Linked DNA regions of Homo sapiens: region 1 is linked to region 2. Evidence: read pairs that join two places in POLR2A ChIA-PET (ENCODE). Cell type or tissue: OCI-LY7. All regions are shown on one strand. Region 1 overlaps FRA10AC1 (FRA10A associated CGG repeat 1). Region 2 overlaps PDE6C (phosphodiesterase 6C).

Region 1 (5,000 bases), 74 kb before region 2:
CATATTACTAGTACTCTATAAATAGGTTTATAAAGTACATGAATCTGCAAATATATTTTCCAAATTGTTTTTTCAAGCTTTCAACATTTCCTTTTCCTATACTTATCTTTAGTCTCATTTTAATTTATTCTCTTCCTACCTGGTTCTTTGCTATTTAAGGTCTCTATAAAACTTGTATTTAAAATTAGGTCTATCCAGTCTGTCCCTGGATCTAAGGAAAAAATAAAAATAAAATGAGGCCTGCCTGTGGACTGTCCTCAGGCCTGCCATGGCTTTAATTTTTAGGCATGACTTAAAGCTATCTTTAAGATAAACCCTGCTTCCTGGTTATAGCCATTTGTCAACTCAGTTTTTTAATAAGACTGGCTGATGACACTAACTGCTACGCTGGCCATCCATACTGCTGTTGAGAATATTGGAGAATTTAAGAGATACCAAGCAAAAACTGAAGTATTTTTGGGTATTTATTGCTGTGATCAGAATTGGGAGAAGGAGACAGTGTCAATTTGATACGCCCCCTACCTGTAATCATCTGTTTCACTGTGCTATTCCAATATTTTTCTTTTAAGTTATAGAAGTACCATTGTGTCACTAATTGATTTATTCTTCTTATCTCCTAACCCAATAGCTAGCTTTTCCATGGATCTCATCTGCCATTTGTTCCTTTAGCATTTAAACATTTGCTCTGCCTTCTCTGACACCTACTGCATTGGGGGCACCTAGTTATAGCCTGGTGAGAGTGAAAGTATGGGTACTCTTTTTTCTGGCATAGGAGGAGTTGGAGCCACAGTTTTTTTTGTTTGTTTGTTTTTTGTTTTGTGTGTGAGGATTTATTTTATTTTATTTTTCTTTATTTTATTTTATTACTTTAAATTCTGGGATACATGTGCAGAACGTGCAGGATTGTTACATAGGGTATACATGTACCATGGTGGTTTGCTGCACCTATCAACCCATCACCCTCACCCTTCCCCGCCCACCGGCTCCAGTGTGTGATGTTCCCCTCCCTGTGTCCATGTGTTCTCATTGTTCAGCTCCCATTTATGGGTGACAACATGTGGTGTTTGGTTTTCTGTTCCTGTGTTAGTTTGCTGAGGATGGTGGCTTCCAGCTTCATCCATGTCCCTGCAAAGGACATGATCTCATTCCTTTTTGTGGTTGCATAGTATTCCATGGTGTATATGTACCACATTTTCTTTATCTGGTCTATCATTGATGGACATTTGGATTGGTTCCATGTCTTTGCTATTGTGAATAGTGCTGCAATAAACATACATGTGCATGTATCTTTATAATAGAATGATTTATATTCCTTTTGGTATATACCCAGTAATGGGATTGCTGGATCAGATGTTATTTCTGGTTCTAGGTCCTTGAGGAATTGCCACATTGTCTTCAATAATGGTTGAACCATTTTACATTCCCACCAACAGTGTAAAAGTGTTCGTATTTCTCCACAGCCTTGCTAGCATCTGTTGTTTCCTGACTTTTTAATAATTGCGATTCTGACTGGGAACCACAGTTTTCTCTGGGTTGTTTGACAAGAGTAGAGTAGTTATTGTCTCAAAGTTGTCTTGCTAGGCTGACTCTTGGTCATTTGGTTAGAGAGAACAGCTTTTGTTGACGATTTTTTAGTCCGTGCCTGTTGGTGTTTCCGGGTTGTCACCTTCTTTACCTCCAATTCTAGGATACATGAGACAAAAAGAAAACCTAGGGAACTCGCTATCATGTCATACCATAGGTCTTCAGGAGGTCCCTAGCGGGGCGCCTTCTTCCTTCCACCTTTTAGAGTCTTTTTATGTTTGATATATAATGTATAAGGATTTTAGTTGTTATTAGTATGAGGAATAGGGAGAAGTACATCTTTGCCTACTCCATCTTCCCGGAAGCAAAAGTTACACCCACCACCTGTTCTTGTACATAAAATTATATTGGAATACAGCCATGCTTCATTTATATGTTGTCTTTGGCTGCTTTCATGCTAAAATGGCAGAACTGAGCATTTGCAACAGAGACCATATGGCTTGCAAAGCCTGAAATATTTACCATCTGGCCGTTTGCAGAAAATGTTTGCTGACCCCAGCTCTAATAGGTTACATGACTTGCCATGGTCATGTGACCAGTTAGTGGTAGATCAAGAGCTAGAATCCAGATCTCCAGGTATTTGGTTTTTCTGTCTCTCTCTTTTTTTTTTTTCCTGAAATATTAACTGGTTTGTTACAATATGGAAATACCATAATCTGATTAAATTGTCTGTTAGTACACATTATGATCAGTTAAATCACTATACATGTTTAATAGTCACAGAGAATATTGTAGAAGGTGAGGTTAGCTATTATGTGCATGTTTGGCTCTAGAGAGAGTGCTGTTGAGCTTTTTAAAACAAAAAGTAAAATGCTCATATATTTTGTTACAATGCTTTGAAAAAACATGGCATTTTATTCTTTGAATTTAAAAGACTATAAAAATTGATTTTTTATATTTGCTTTTTTGAAAGTTTAATGTTGGGATTTAATTATAAATTATAAATATAATTATAAAAGTTGCATCTTCTATTTAGAGGCTTTATCATTACTAAAATAGATAAATTATATTTTATGATAATGAAAGATAAATTCTCTACTTTTAGAAACTATAATTTTTAAATTTTTCATATTGTGATTATTAGAATGAGTGGTGGTAGGAGGCTATATGCAGTTCAGCAATAGAATAAGAAGCTCTATTTCTCCCCAGATGGAGGTATATTTTTATCACAAGAGTAGTATATGCTTGAAAAATAGTCAAAAGAAAGCCTGTACTTTACAATCTTCACTTTCAACAATTTAATATATACCCTTCTAGATTTTCTGAATGTGTAAGCATGTATAGTGTGTGAATATTTTTAAAAAGCTAAATAGACTCATATTGTGCTTTTTTTTACCACCAATCAGCAATATATTATGACACCAAACAGCTCCTAAGAGAATAAAATCCTTAATTTTTTGCATTTCAGTATCAAAGACATACAAAGTTCGTAAATGACTATATTTTATACTATGGTGGCAAAAAAGAAGACTTCAAGCGTTTGGGGTAAGTATCAGGAAGTTTACATAGAAGGGAATGTGGGTTATGGGAAACTTTAAAGACCCACAGCTACTGTGCCTTCTGATTCTGTCATTCTTCCCTGCTTTCTATTCCGGTGTGCCTTTTTTTTTTTTTTTTTTTTTTTTTTTTTTTAAGATGGAGTCTCACTCTGTCGCCCAGGCTGGAGAACAGTGGCTTGATCTCGGCTCACTGCAACCTGTGCCGCTGTGGTTCAAGCGATTCTCCTACCTCAGGCTCCCGAGTAGCTGGGATTACAGGCTCCTGCCACCATGCCTGGCTAATTTTTGTATTTTTAGTAGAGACGGGGTTTCACCATCTTGGCCAGGCTGGTCTTGAACTCGTGACCTTGTGATCCACCTGTCTTGGCCTCCCAAACTGCTGGGATTACAGGCGTGAGCCACTGCACCTGGCCCCAGTTTCTTTTTTATATTATAAGGTAGAGATACCATCCACAGCTCCTGAGTAGCTCTTCATGAATCCCATTTTTTTGGACAGGCCTCAGGTAGACTCTTTACCTGCTGAGCCGGGCACAACCCTGGTGATAAAAGAATATCTGAAGAATACTCATGTGTCTTCTTGGCAAAGATCTTTGAAATAAGGAAATTTTTATACCTTGATGTTTGGGATTGCTTTTTAAAAGATAGGTAAACAAGAACTCTCAGTCTAGCATTTCTTGCACATCAAAGTCCTTCCCATGTTTAAGGCTCTTCTATCAGAACTTGTTTTTTGTTTTGTTTTGTTTTTGTTTTTTTAAATTTTTATTTTTATTTCAATAGTTTTTGAGGTACAGGTGGTTTTTGGTTGCCTGGATAAGTTCTTTAGTGGTGATTTCTGAGATTTTAGTGCACCCATCACCCAAGCACTGTATGCTATACCTAAAATGTAGTCTTTTATCCCTCACCTCCCTTCTGGCCTTCCCCCACATTGAGTCCCTAAAGTCCATTATATCAGTCTTTTGCCTTTGCATCCTCATAGCTTAGCTCCCACATATAAATGAGAACATATGATATTTGATTTTCCATTCCTGAGTTACTTCACTTAGAATAATGGCCTCCAGCTCCATCCAAGTTGCTGCAAAAAGACATCATTTCATTCCTTTCTATGGCTGAGTAGTATTCCATGGTATATATAAATGGTGTGTGTATATATATATGGTATATATATATATATATGGTGTATATATATATGGTATATATATATGGTGTGTATATATATGGTGTGTATATATATATGGTGTGTATATATATGGTGTGTATATATATATGGTGTGTATATATATATGGTGTATGTATGTGTGTATATATATATATATATGGTGTATATATATATATATGGTGTATATATATATATATATATATATATACACACACACCACATTTTCTTTATCCACTCATTGGTTGATGGGCACTTTGGTCAGTTCCATAGCTTTGCAATTGCGAATTGTGCTGCTATAGTGTGTGTGTGTCTTAGAACTTCTTAGTTTTATGTGAGGTTTTTTTTTTCCCTCTAACAATTTTCTGAGTTGGTAGGACTCTGAGAAAATTTAGTACCACCTCATTTACCCCCAATTTATCTCACCTATCAATTTATCCTATATCTCCCAACAATCACTTTTTTTTTTCCTTTTTTTTTTTACCCCCAGACTGTTAGCATTTTATTTTGAAAGGTCAATCCCTTTGGCTTTCTTCCTCCTTTACTCAGTCTTCTACCTAGGAAACTAGTAAAATGAGATACGGAAAACTTTTCATATTTTTTAAAATTAAATCTCAGCAGAGTGGTTGGTTAGAATGAAACTTATTTTCATTCACTTTATTCATTTAGTGTTTAGTCAGGTTTCTCATTCTAGCTTTGGTAACTTAGCACCATTTGTATAATTGAAACCAATGCTACAGACAGATTCCTTATCCATTTAACTT
Region 2 (5,000 bases):
TGGACGTGGTGGTACAGGCCTATAATCCCAGCTACTGAGGCATGAGAATCGCTTGAACCTGGGAGGCTGAGGTTGCAGTGAGCCAAGATCATGCCACTGCACTCCAGCCTGGTGACAGACCAAGACAGAGTCTCAAAAAAAGGAAAGAAAACAAAAGAAAAAATATATAAATAATATGGTATCGTTAGTTATTTTGAACTAGAAGGGTAGCAACAGAATTAAAGAAGATGACACAAGGGCATTATATTGTGAATAATATTACATGTTTCAATATTTCTACTTTAATTAAATTTTTTTAGAATACAAAAACCTAAAGTTGGTAAAGATAATATTGATTATCCACCTACTGTGTAAATTCTAGACACTATGTACATATAGTGTTTATATATATAAAAAAATATATAAAATCTCTAATTCTCACAATTGATAAGAGAGATGTCCTCATTTTACAGATGAAGAAGCCAAGAATCAGGTAGGTTAAAAGACTTGCTGACAAGAAGAACAAAATCAAAAAGCTGACACTACCTGACTTAAGATTTGCCATGAAGCTGCAATAATCAAGACAGTGTGGTATTAGTGAAAGAATGGACAAATGAATCAATGAAACAAAATAGAGAACCCAGAAATAGACCCTTACAAATATAGTTAACTTGGACAAAGGCGCAAAGGCAATGAACAAAGGATAGTCTTTTCAACAAATTTTGTTGGAACAACTGAACATCTACATGTAAAAAAAGTGAATCTAGAAACAGAACTTGTACCTTTCACAAAAAATAACTCAAAATGGATTATACACCTAAATGTAAAACACAAAAGTATAAAAATTCTAGGAGATGACATAGAAGATCTAGGTGAACTTGGGTTTGATGAGGCTTCATAGATACAGCACCAAAAGCACAATCCATGAAAGAAAAAATATAGAAAAATTGGACTTCATTAAAATTAAAACCTTCTGCTCTGCAGCAGACACTGTTAAGAGAATGAAAAGATAAGCCACAGACTGGGAGAAAGTATTTGCAAATCACATATTTGGTAAAGGACTTGGACCCATAATATACAAATAACTCTTACAATTGAATGATAAGAAAACAACATAAAAAAATGTGGGCAAAAAATCTGAGCAGCTATCTCTCTAAGAAGATATACAGATGGCAAGTAAACATATGAGAAGATGCTCAACATCATATGTCATTGGGGAACTGAAAATTAAAACAACAATGAGATACCACAACTGATACCCCAAATACTAACATCAGCAACTGCTAATACCCAAAATACTGACATTAACAACTGCTGGTGAGAAAGTGCATCTGGTAGACATGCAAAACAGTAAAGTCACTTTGGAAGACAGTCTGCCAGTTTCTTACAAAGATCAATTTGTCTTACAGTATAATCCAGCAATTGCCCTATTCGGTATTTACCCAATTGAGTTGAAAACATGTAGACACACATAAACCTACCTACAATGGTTATAGCAGCTTTATTCACAATCACTAAATATTAGAAGCAACCAAGATACCCTTCAACAGGTGAATGGATACACAAACCTGCCATACAGTGGAATATTATTCAGTGATAAAAAGAAATTAGCTATTGAGTCATGAAAAGACATGGAGGAAACTTAAATGCATATTTCAAAGTGAAAAGCCAGTCTGAAAAGCTACATACTGTATGATTCCAACTATATGGCATTCTGGAAAAGGCAAAAACTATAGAAACAGCAAAAAAAAAAAAACAACAAAAAAAAAAACAAAAAAAAAACCTGTGGCTACCAGGAGTTTGGAAGGGGTGAGGAAAGGTTGAATATGTGAAGCACAGAGGGCTTTGAGGCACTGAAAGTAGTCTGTCTGATACTGTAGTAGCAGATATATGACATTACACATTTGTCAAAACCCAGAGAACTGCACAAAGGATGAACCCTCATGTAAACTATGGACTTTAGTTAATAATAATATATCAATATTGATTCATCACACCACACTAATGCAAGATATTAATAACAGGGAAACTGGGAGAGGAGATTGGGAGGGAAGAGGAAACTCCGTACTTTATAATCAATTTTTCTGTCAATACTACTCTAAAAATAGTCTATTAATTAATGTAAAAAAAAAACAGACTTGCTGAAAACCCATATTACTAGGAAGTGGAAAAACCAAGATTCAAGCCTACATCTTTTTTGCTCCAAGACACACACTTTTACCTCTGTTCTTGTCATCAATCATGACTAATTATTTACATAGTGTATCTGTTTTTTAAGGATCACATTTCCTGTGGTGTGTGTTATATAGGCGATGTGAGATGAGACAAAATGTGTAGAATAATAAGAACCTTCTCCTTGGTCATGTCCAGCAGTCCAATGGAGTATCGTTCACAGTTCAGATATGATCTAACCGTGTAGAGCGCTTTGTGAAACTGTCGCTCAACATCTGTGAGTTCTTCAAATACTTTATTGGCTGACCACATAAGGATCTGAAAGTAGGTATCAAAAAGAAAACAGTTAGAATAAAGTATGCTATGGAGAGATAGAGCATTCACCACAAGAAAACATGAGGTGCATCAAATAAAATAAATGCATATCATTGGAAAGTGCAATTCTGATTTTGAACATGTGTACATCCAACAAACTACTCAGATCCTCTAGGTGAGATGATGAGTAGACTTTTGCAAGGCTGCGGGTCTATGGAGAGAGAGAAGCTATGATTGGTTCCTGTGTCTAGATGTTTTGGCTCCAAAGGGGAAGTGCCCTGAAATGGGATGCAGGGATGGTCCCTGGACGGAGAATCCAGTATCGGTGGCCCACTGGCTCCTGCTGGCCCTGATGTGGAGAGAGCCACATACCTCCTTCCATGCATCCTGAGATAGTCAGAGGTAACCTTACCTGGAGAGTTCAAACGGGAAGGGACCTCCCTCTCAACCTCTACTCGTGCATTGTACTGGTGAGGAAACTGAGGTCCAGAGAGTGGGCCAGACCTAGGTATCTTAGGTACTAATAGTGCCCTTTATCCCTCTGTCTCATGGAGTTAGGAATAATATGCTCCTCAAATTAATAGGTTTACTATGACCCAGGAATTTCTACAAACTTTATTTGAGAGCTAATCGCTAATAGTCACAACAACCATCTGAAGTAGGTACCATTATTGTCATCACCATCTCATAGACAGAAATGCCAAGTCCACTCGGGATCTAGACTGAAGAAAGCCAAGCCAGTTGTGTACACAATTGGAGAGCTTGGGGTGCAGGGGAGTGTGTGTGGGGAGAGTGGCGGGAAGATCATGAGAGGACACGTGGGACTGAAGTTTGGGGATCTGTTCCACGTGGCTTACACCCCCAGGAGGAATAGGAGGGGTCTGAATTTGTTGTCTCTGGGCGGCTTTGTCAGAATAGGTCAGCATGGAATGACTAATGCTGCCTTCCTTTTACCTGGCTTCTTCGGGATTCAATATTGTACATGTAGCTGGTGTGATGAAGCCTTAGGATGATAGACACAAAGTTGAGGTATTTGGAAAAGACCTACAGACGGCAGAGAATAACAAGTTATGGTTGTGACATCTTTTCTTTGGTTATACAACAAATAAATTTCCTGAGCCTCCAACCAGATGCCCAGGGTTAGCATTACCTCTTCATCCTGTTTGGAAAATTCAGATGCATTTACTTTGTTAACTGCCATGATCACAGCAAGAACCTCCTTGCCCACCACGATCGGGGTTGCCAGCAGGTTCTTAGTGACATACCCAGTTTGCTTGTCCATGAAGTCAGAAAAATGGCTGTTCTGAAAGAGACAGTCACATATTTGTCAAAGTGGCACAAAATCATAGAGTGGTAGATCTAGGGATGATGACAGATCATTCTCTCTCATTTAAATGCTACCAACAGATAACCAGGGCTCCAGTACAGTGGTCCCCAGTAAACAATCCCACTCCACCTGCCATCCTATGACTGCATAGAATGGAATTGCCCATTTCAGAATAAGCGCTGCCAACCTGAGCTATGGCCTATTTAGGTTAGGCTGAGGTTGGGCCAGAAGAAAAGAGGTGATCAGACAGCCAAGTGGAAAGTGAGGTGCTAAGAGGAAGAGAGGGGAAGGCACAAGGTTACAATAGACAGCAAGTACATGCAGGGAAGGAGAGCACAGCTAGGAATACAGACACAGTTCATAGAGCGCTTCTCTCTCATTACAAAGGGAAAACATGCACTTGAAATCATCAACCCATATGTCATAACATAAAGCAAAAATTATCATTGCCCCCAGTTCCTTCCAATCTAGCCTACTAGAAGAAATCCGTGCTAACTGCTGGTGTGTCTCCTATGCCTTTCTCCATGCTTGAACAAAGAGTTTTCTATTTTTTCTAAAATTTCCTTTTCTAATTGCTTATAATAGTTTCATCACTTAACAATGTCTTAGGGACTTCCCTGAAGACCAATGCATATGGATGTGAACTCACCTCTTAGATTTGTGCACACTACTCCACCCTGGGTGCTTTATGATCCACTCAACTGTCCTTTACTGATTTTGCCTGTGTATAGTTTTCCCCACTACCAACAATACTGCACTAATCCTTCTTGCTTTTATTTTTATGTGACAGATTCCCAAAAAAGGAAATCCCTTTTGCTGGATCCACAGGAACATACAGTTTTTCTTTACATAGATTACTTTGATGAAAGGTTCACATTCTGAGGCTGGGCGGGGTGGTTCATGCCTGTAATCCCAGCACTTTGGGAGGCCAAGGCAGGCGGATCACCTGAGGTTAGGAGTTCGAGACCAGCCTGGCCAACATGATGAAACCCTGTCTCTACTAAAATACAAAAACTAGCCAAGCGTGGTGGCACGCCCCTGTAATCTCCGCTACTCAGGAGGCTGAGGCAGGGGAGTCGCTTGAACCCGGGAGACAGAGGTTGCAGTAAGCCAAGATCGCGCCATTGTACTCCAGCCTGGGCAACAAGAGCAAAACTCTATCTCAAAAAAAAGAAAAAGAAAAAGAAAGGTTCACATTCTAACTTCC

The links. ChIA-PET counts read pairs that join two places held together with the same protein. Peaks named below come from ENCODE experiments on the same cell type or tissue, not always from the same donor. Only the 100,000 strongest peaks of a DNase experiment are listed, where the experiment ranks them.
Region 1: POLR2A ChIA-PET joins it to region 2 with 5 read pairs; 3 of 35 experiments call an interaction of 5 or more read pairs at or near these places.

What each region holds. Positions count from the first base shown.
Region 1 is chr10:93,692,930-93,697,929 of GRCh38, reverse strand. It overlaps FRA10AC1 (FRA10A associated CGG repeat 1), which reads left to right. Exons shown (of 14, transcript NM_145246.5): 5 at 2,993-3,069. Among named protein-coding and RNA genes, the nearest start is that of FRA10AC1, 7.2 kb to the left of the region's middle. In OCI-LY7, CTCF peaks have their summits at 305 and 512; no DNase peak of the experiment used is centred here.
Region 2 is chr10:93,619,401-93,624,400 of GRCh38, reverse strand. It overlaps PDE6C (phosphodiesterase 6C), which reads right to left. Exons shown (of 22, transcript NM_006204.4): 2 at 3,617-3,769; 3 at 3,421-3,510; 4 at 2,329-2,469. Among named protein-coding and RNA genes, the nearest start is that of PDE6C, 9.4 kb to the right of the region's middle. In OCI-LY7, no CTCF peak of the experiment used is centred here; DNase peaks (open chromatin) are centred at 1,260 and 2,430; H3K4me3 peaks cover 2,587 bases; H3K27ac peaks cover 4,738 bases.